2 separate regions of the Mus musculus genome follow, and region 2 is linked to region 1. The links are chromatin contacts, found by Hi-C or POLR2A ChIA-PET in ENCODE. All regions are on one chromosome and are shown on one strand. Each heading gives the region's core, a stretch centred on a gene start or an enhancer-like site at or near the end of the contact. The rest is flanking DNA. Distances are from core to core; before and after follow the strand shown.

Region 1 (3,949 bases), core at 876-3,375:
AGAGCAGCTATAACGTCAGCCTGCCTCAGCCTGCCTCAGCCTGCCTAATGCCCCCTTCCCACACTTTAGCCAAATGCCAGTGGTAGAAAGCAAAACTGAAGCTGATGCGAAAACTCAAAATGTGTTACCTTGGGAGTAAGTATGAGAATGAGTTGGGCACTGGCATCTAGGGAAAAGGAAAAGGAGAATATAAACAAACAGGAAACCAAGAGTGAGAAGCCTTAAAGTAACTCTTACAGGACATTCTGGCCCCAAGATGGTAGAGTGTAGAAGAGAAAGCAACAAAACCCAAACCCAGGATAACGCCAAAGGTCAAATCCAGCCCACCTTTTCACCAGCCCTCACAGGTCAGGAGCCTTGACGCACCCATGTGGTCCTCTACTCAGCTTGAAACCCTGAGAATATTCTTCGTAATTCTTCCCCATCTTCAAGGTTTATCTTCAGATTGCTTCTGCACTTGAGCACTGGCCTTCCAGGTCAGCTACTCACATCCCACCATTCCTCCTCTACCAACTGTAGCCCCAGCGCTGGTCCTGTCTCTACAGCAGGAACACCTCACACAATCTCCTTCCTGGATTCTGTCACCTATGTACATCGCACGGTTTTGCTTTTTTTTTTCTGGAAACTTCCCTCCCTTCCCTGCCACATTGGCTATTTTTTGGGCAGTCCCTTCCTCTGGCTTCAGTTTCTCCTTTTCATTTGTTTCTCTTTATGGCTCAGAGGACCTTGCCATAGCTATTACTTGACTGCAAAGCCTCCTCCAGACCGCGCCAAAATTCAAATCTGGAATTAAAACAACCAGGGAGGGAAAAGGTAAAGGGAGGAAAAGGTTACTCGGTGGCTCTCAGGATCTTAGAATTTGAGATTAAGAAAAAAACATAAAGCAAGGCTGGCACCTAGTGGCCACCTACTTCCACCAGGAAAGCAGACAAGGCCCAGGCCCAGCTTACAACTAGATTTTTCTGCTCTGCATTAAACTTCTAAGGACAAGAGAAGCAAAGGGAAGAAAGACATCTAAAATCAGTGCTGGGAATACGGCTGCCTCTTCCCACCCATTCATTCATGTTACTGTAAATTCTAAGGCGAACTAACTCATTTCTAGCCCTTATTTGAGGTTCCTGCCTGGGCCACCCTTGCCTTCTGAGGATGTCCACCTGGGTTGATTTCCTCACTATCCTTCCTGTCCTATAAGTGACTCATGTCTGAATCACTTTGCTCACTCTGGTCCTCCCCTTGGTCTACACTTACTGCTACCAACAGTTCACGTGCAGTGTATACTACCTGATATGTGTCAACTGTGTTCCACTCACTTCTCAGTCTTTACTGCCTCCTGGAAGGCAGCCCCAGACCCTGTGCTGGGCCCTGGAACGACAACTTTCTCTCCAGTCCCTCGCCTCCCCCTAGCTCCCGGCAGCTTTCATCTCCCTGCTGACTCTGACCCTTCACACACACTTACTCATGTGCTGGGCCTTTCTGGAAGGAACCGGGTCAGGGAGGGTAACTCCTTGTGGTCTTTTCCCGTTTACAACCCATCTGCTGAGACTTGAGACAGGTGCAATATCCCCTCATTGGATACTTGAGCAGCCCTTGCTCTTCAGCCGTTCCCTGTTGTAGTCTCAGAAAAGAGCTGTTTCTGCACATAGACCCATACACGTGTTACTTCGATATGTTGTCGTCGCAGGGACACCAAAGTCTACACTACTTGTCTCACTGTGAGAGCAGGCTAGCTTCTCTGGAAGATCTCCTTAGTGGTAGCTGGGCCACATTGCACCATCCCATTCTATCATTGTTTAAGGGACAGCCCAGGGAATACTGTGGTTTTTCTGAATTCTGTAAAGTATCCCGATGATGACTGCCTGCCCAGCTGGGTGCACGCGGGGTTGCCGAGCACTGAGGCACCCTCAGTGCAGCCTGTACTCACGCTGTGCTTTGTAGGTGCCTCAGCAAGTGTGTGACTCGAGCGCGTGCAGCTGCAGCCATGGCAGTTCTCCTTGTTCGCCGCCTACTCCACCCCCACTAACAGCCAATCCGGTCGCTGCTGGACTCCAGGAGGAAAACTTCTGCCTCCAATGCAAGGTCACCTGACCCAGTCTTAGCTCATTTCTCAGGAAACTCTGAAATGTCTCAATGGCAAGAACCCCACTGGGTTTTTCGTAAACTTAAAAAAAAAAAAAAAAAAAAAAAAAGGCCCCAAACTGACCAACCAAAACCCCAAATTAATCTCTGAAAGTTAAGTCCTGTTGTTAGCAGTTGGGAATTGGGCTAGAGGTTACTTTTAGCTGTCAACAGCTTGGCTTTGATAAAGTTCTCATGGATACTTAGAACTATAAACTGGAAGAGTTTATAGTTCTTCTCCAGTGGAAGAGTTCAGTAAAGATGAGCCTAGTTAGAGCTTTACCCAAAGTCACTAACAATCCAGTGTTTCCATGAGTTAAGAGACAAGTTGAGCTTTCCTTGCATTTCTACAAGTAACCTTATAAAACTGAAACCACACTAAGAGTAACCTCCAACCCAATTCCCAACTGCTAGCAACTGACAGACCAACTTGCTTTAAAGAAAACACCCCTTCCTCAATTCTAGAATTGCTATTAATAACTTACAAAAATAATGCAAATACTAATTATGCAAAGATAAGTTTATTAAGAACAAAATAAGACAATGAAACAGGGAAAAACATCTAGGACAGAAATAAACATGAAATCTGCTGCTCGATTATAATCTCAGCACTTGGCCCTGAGTTCCAGGGCAGCCTTGGTTCCATAGTGAATGCCAGATATTTTGACAATATCTAAAACCCAAGCCAATTAAACAAAAGCCACCGGTTACAAACAAAATGACAACTATTTCTGGACTTAAAGCAATCCATTGGCCAAATGCACCACCTGAACCAACACCAAAAAGCACTATACTTTTAATATTATAGTTAGGGCCAAAGTTTTCCTAAAACAAGGGGTCTTTTTTAGAACCACTGTAACTACTTTGTTTTTCTCAAGCACACTCCATATTGGTGCCCAGGTTACTGGCTTCACATGCAACCTCTACCGACAGTAAAAGTTAAAAGCAACACCAGGTACCTGCATCCATTTACAATACTTGCAAATCACAGGTAGATATAATTTTCCCCCGCCCTCCCCGCTTTGATAAATACACAAGCTTTGTTATAAAAATAATGCAAAAATGTTGAAACCAATCTACTGTAACGCAGTATCCAAAGTCAAGATAAAAAGGCAGGCCTTAACTTATTCCTGGTTCTGGCTATATCATTTCTATAATTCTCAAAATACACCAATTTCCAGTCAGTGTCTCTATTAACTCGTCCAGCACTGACTCGAGGGAAGGCAAACCCGTCCTTTTAATGTCAAATGTCACTGAGGGCAGCGGCCACCTATACCGCCCAAGTTAACTTTTAGTACAGTCCCAGCTTTTCAGAACTGGTCCCGAGGGGAGAACGCTACTTCCTCCTCTTCCCACCTTGGGGCGGCACTCCTTTCTTCTTGCCAGCTAAAGCAGAAGGCCAGGAATGCTTTTTGCTTCCCAAGCCTCCTTTCCTCTTTTCTCCCTGACCCGGCGGGCCGCCCTTTCTCTTGCCCGAAGGTCCTTGCCGGCCCCCTTTCCTCTTGCCTTTCTGGCTCATTTTCCTCCTCTTGGCAGCCTCCTCCTGGTCCTCTTCCCTCATCTGCTTGTTGGTGGCCCTCGTCACGTCCAGCCGAGGTTTCTTGCTGTTCATGACTCGAAGTAGCTCCAACTGGTTCTTTTTCTCGGCTGCGAAGTCCCCAAAGAGGGGCTGAAACTTCCTCTTCTTGCCGGAGCCCCGGGGAGCTTTCTCCTTGGGAAGGCGCTCCTGGAAGCGTCCCACCGAAGCGGTGGAAACCTTGGCCACTTGCATGGCGCGGCCCAGCTCTTCCTTACTCTGGTGTCCAGTAGGGTGCAGGCCGGCTGAGCTGGGCAT
Region 2 (3,949 bases), core at 479-2,978, 72 kb before region 1:
CTTCCTTAGTCCTATCTCATCCATGTCAGCACTGAAACATATTTAGATGGGCAGGCTCTGGGTCTCTCTCCTGCCTCTGCACAACGAACATCGGATGAGTGATGGGGCATAGCTCCGCTCTTTCCAGGCCCATGGAAGTGCGGATTGTGCCTCTTTATCTTCATCTGCACCCTGCACTACCCCAGCTTTCTTTGGTTCCTTGGTACAGCTGCTTATCTGCCAAGGGCACAATCTAAACCTCCTCTGGGGCCTGGGATCAGGAATCCCAGGCTACTAGATTCCTTTTGTATACTTTTTCCAATATAATGACTTTACTGCAGTCCTTGGATTAGGTCTCCTGTCCAGAGCATGAATACCCATATCTGTCTAATTTGTTCCACAAGGATGAGGGGCTGGCCCTGAATGCTTCTGTCATCTCTTCTAGTTTTCATGTTGAGCAGCAGCTGCTGCTAGAGCCTGGTATGTCTGAGATGATTCCCACTCATCACTGACTCTCTTGGGTGAGAGGAAGCGCCACACTCATCCCTAGAAGAGTATGAAGAAAAAGTGGAGGTAAATATGGGGACATGCCCCCTAATCCCTCTTTAAGACAGGACAAACTGTTCAACTTCAGGATGGGCAGAGAGTAGGAAAGTGTCTTTCTGCCGCAGGCCACCTTGCCCAGAGTCACATGCTTTCTGGGATAGTTCACACACCCTAATGGAGTGAGGAAGGAAGACAAAAGTTGAGCCATTTGCACCCCGTTGAGACTCATCTGTGTGGGCAACTTAAACCCTAGAGCCTACACATGAAAGAGTTAAGCCTGGATCTTAGTTCAGTTACTCCCTCCACCTAAGCTACCTCTCTTCCCTCAAGACTGGTATTGATCTCTAATATACATCTTACCCTTCAGTCCTCGAGTCTCAGTGAACCTGACCCATAAAGGGTGCTCCCAGAAGTACCCTGTCCTGAAATGACTGGTTGTTATGGAGTGAATGTTTGTGCCTGACTTAAACTTATTTGTTAAGGCCCTACCTATCCTGTAGTGTGATGGTATTTAGAAGTGGAGCCTCTGGGCAGTAACTAGGTTTAGGTGGAGCATCTATGATGATATTAGTGTCCCACAAGAAGAAAGAGATTTCTGCAATGCTTCTGTTTGTTAAACAGAAAACACTTAGCAGAATGAATCCAAATGCAAGGCAAGGGGAGACCCCTCTCCAGACGCCGAGTCTGCCATAAGCAAATGTTGCGGTGCCATGTGTTTTGGGCTTGCAATACAGCCTCTCTTAGTGCTAGAGAACGTTACATCCTTTTACCCCAGAGCTGCACCTGGGAATTAATTGGGCATTGCTATCTGGCCAGATCCTTTGTGTCTTCCCCCATGCATGAGATGCTAGCAAGTCACAGCTTCTGTTTGCATGTAAACTGAATTCTGGTTCTGAAAGAGGAGCAGAGAGTAATGTATCCTGAGTATACAGAGTGGCTATTTCCAAGAGCGAAGAACAACAGTGTTGCTTTTTTAACAATCCTCAGCTCAGGGCAAAGGACACTATCTCTTTCTGGCACCAGAAAGACATATCAAGAAGTTTTGAGCACAGTGCATACAATTAATCTGGCTTATTTTACTTACCAACGACTTCCCATATGCTCGATTCCCACACAGATTTGATGTTTTGGGTTCAGAAATCCCCACTGTGAGATTGAACAGAAAAGACATTACTCAGTTGTACTCAGAGTTCTGCCTCTCTCTGCTCCTGAATCAATTATCTTGCTAGCTATCCAGCCGAGAAAGGAATTTCTCTGGGCTTTTGTACCAAGCAGTGAAGGACTATGATGCTTGGCAGGCAATGCTAACTGCCAAGTGGGGTCACCCCTTACTCTCTTCCAGGAAGCTGGAACTAAGTTCAATGCAGCTCAACAGCTATGAGAAGTATGCCGCTGTGGGATGTTCAGAGTGGAGGAGGCCACACATGTGCAGGTAGGAGGCAGATATAGAAAGTATGTGTGCTTTCAGCTCAGTTTTGCTGGGAGCCTCAAACTGCCGGAAAAAATTAAGTCAACTAAAACACAGCATTTAACACTGTGTCTGCTCACAGTAGGTGCTCATGGAATGTGGCCTCAGCACTTCCTACTTTCCTTAGACCTCAATTCACAAGAAATTCGTTAAAAGAATGGGTCTCACTATGATGGCATTTCCTTGTGTACTTTGCTCAAACCCACCCTACCCCTCCACTTCCAACCCTAGTCCTCGCTCTTCCTGCTGGTCTCCCCCTTCTCCCTCATTCCAGTCCTGTCTGCTTTGTCTCATATTTGCTTGCCTTCCTTTCCTGCTCCCTCCCTCACTTAGATCTCATCCCTGTCTCATATTCTCTCTTCCAACTTCATCATATACATGCCAATATAAGAAATTGTAGGAGCTGGAAGATGACTTGGTTGCTAAAAGCACCTGCAATGCAAATCTGATGACTGAGTTTGGATGCCAGGAACCCATGCAGATCTGTATATTTTGTAGGCAACTTTAGAGTGGACTGGGTATGCCCAAACCCAACCCAACAGCATTTCATCGTAGTAGCTGAGCTTAAATGGTTACACATATCCAGTGGCTTGCCGGCTGGCTGGGTTGAAAGCAACTTACTAGTTAAGTGAGAACCAGTTGATTCATTGGTTGCTTGGTTGTTTTCTGTGCCTTTCTGTAGATTCTGCCTGCCAGTGGTGTTGGTTAAGTGAAGAACCTGCTCCAGGAGTTGCCTAATTCATGAATCATTTTTTTCCCCTTATGGTTTTACCCAAAGACAGATGCTACTAAATTCAGTTGGTCTAGAAAATTCCCCTTTAACCTTGCCAAGATCAAACCACAATAAATGGTACACTTGGATAATTAGTATCAGCAGCTTATCTTCAAAGTGTGCCAGGCGTTGAGCTGGGCATAAACTGCACAATGATGGTTGGCCTCATTACCTGTAGGCCCCACATTCATAGTTAAAAAGTACTTAAAAATATTGCATTTGTGCGGCTGGGTGTTTGGTCCAGTAGTAGGCAACTTGCTCAGGACAGGAAAGAGCCTGGGTTCAATACCCAGTACTGCAACAATAACAATAATAATGATTAAGTTGTATATATATATATGTATATATATATATATATATACACACATATATATATATATACATATATATATATATTGAGAGAGAGAGAGAGAGAGAGAGAGAGAGAGGCATGGTAATACTTGCATGAAGCAAGGTAGCACACATCCATGCATGTAATCCCAACAAGGAAAGTGAAGGTGGGAGGAGGAAGAGTTCAAAGCAAGTGAGTCCAAGGCATACCACAGATCATGAGACTCTCTTTCAAAACAAAAAACAAAACACAAAACACAAAACCCTGTATTGAACAAGTTCATATTTAATTTCCTTGTTGCCCTAGCTTAAACAATGCAGTATAACCACGACTTTCATAATGTTTATATCACATAAGGTATTTAAGAAATCATCTACAGAAGATTTAAAGTAGACAAAGACAAATGTGTATAGATTATATGCAATTACTATGCCATTTCCCATAAAGGGGTTGAGCATTGTAGAGTCTAACATCTTAAATGGGTCTTGAAATCAATTGTGCCTGATCTAGAGACAGTTACACCCTCATTTAGTCCCTACTGTCACCATAAAGGGAGAGGAGGTACCATGATAATTTACATGCTCTAGTTGGGGAACCCAAGGCATTGGTGATACATAGCCATTAATCTGAAGGCAGATGTGGTGGTTTGGATGAGATGTTTCCTATATCTTCAGGCAGTTGAATATTTGGTTCCCAGTTGGTACATCTGTTTGGGTAGGCTGAGGAGGCGTAGCCTTGCTGGGGATGGGCTTTAGAAGTTTAAAGACTTGTGTTACTTCAAGTTTGCTCTCTCTGTTTTCTGTTTTTCGTTTGATATATGAGTTCTCAGCCACATCTGATGTTCTAGCCACCA

Evidence for each region. Hi-C counts contacts between places; a loop is a spot of excess contacts on that map. ChIA-PET counts read pairs that join two places held with the same protein, here RNA polymerase II (POLR2A).
Region 2: a loop to region 1 is called in a map of adrenal gland, with 2.6 times the contacts of the local background. The contact joins the enhancer-like site here to the promoter of Adhfe1 in region 1. A Hi-C loop is called at or near these places in 2 of 37 maps with a recorded cell type or tissue (adrenal gland and heart). POLR2A ChIA-PET finds 5 or more read pairs at or near these places in 1 of 5 experiments (embryonic stem cell).

Annotation. Positions count from the first base shown.
Region 1 is chr1:9,546,124-9,550,072 of GRCm38, reverse strand. Adhfe1 (alcohol dehydrogenase, iron containing, 1) reads right to left here and starts at 2,125. Exons shown (of 14, transcript NM_175236.5): 1 at 1,922-2,125; 2 at 129-166. The coding sequence starts at 1,980. Rrs1 (ribosome biogenesis regulator 1) reads right to left here. Exons shown (of 1, transcript NM_021511.2): 1 at 2,618-3,949. The coding sequence ends at 3,452.
Region 2 is chr1:9,617,558-9,621,506 of GRCm38, reverse strand. Vxn (vexin) reads right to left here. Exons shown (of 6, transcript NM_178399.4): 4 at 1,610-1,671. It overlaps 2610203C22Rik (RIKEN cDNA 2610203C22 gene), which reads left to right. Exons shown (of 5, transcript NR_015470.1): 2 at 425-552; 3 at 1,868-1,957. Among named protein-coding and RNA genes, the nearest start is that of 2610203C22Rik, 12 kb to the left of the region's middle. Within about 2 kb of position 1,728, at least 1 of the 3 ENCODE cell types and tissues checked has a DNase peak (open chromatin) inside an H3K27ac peak, as active enhancers do.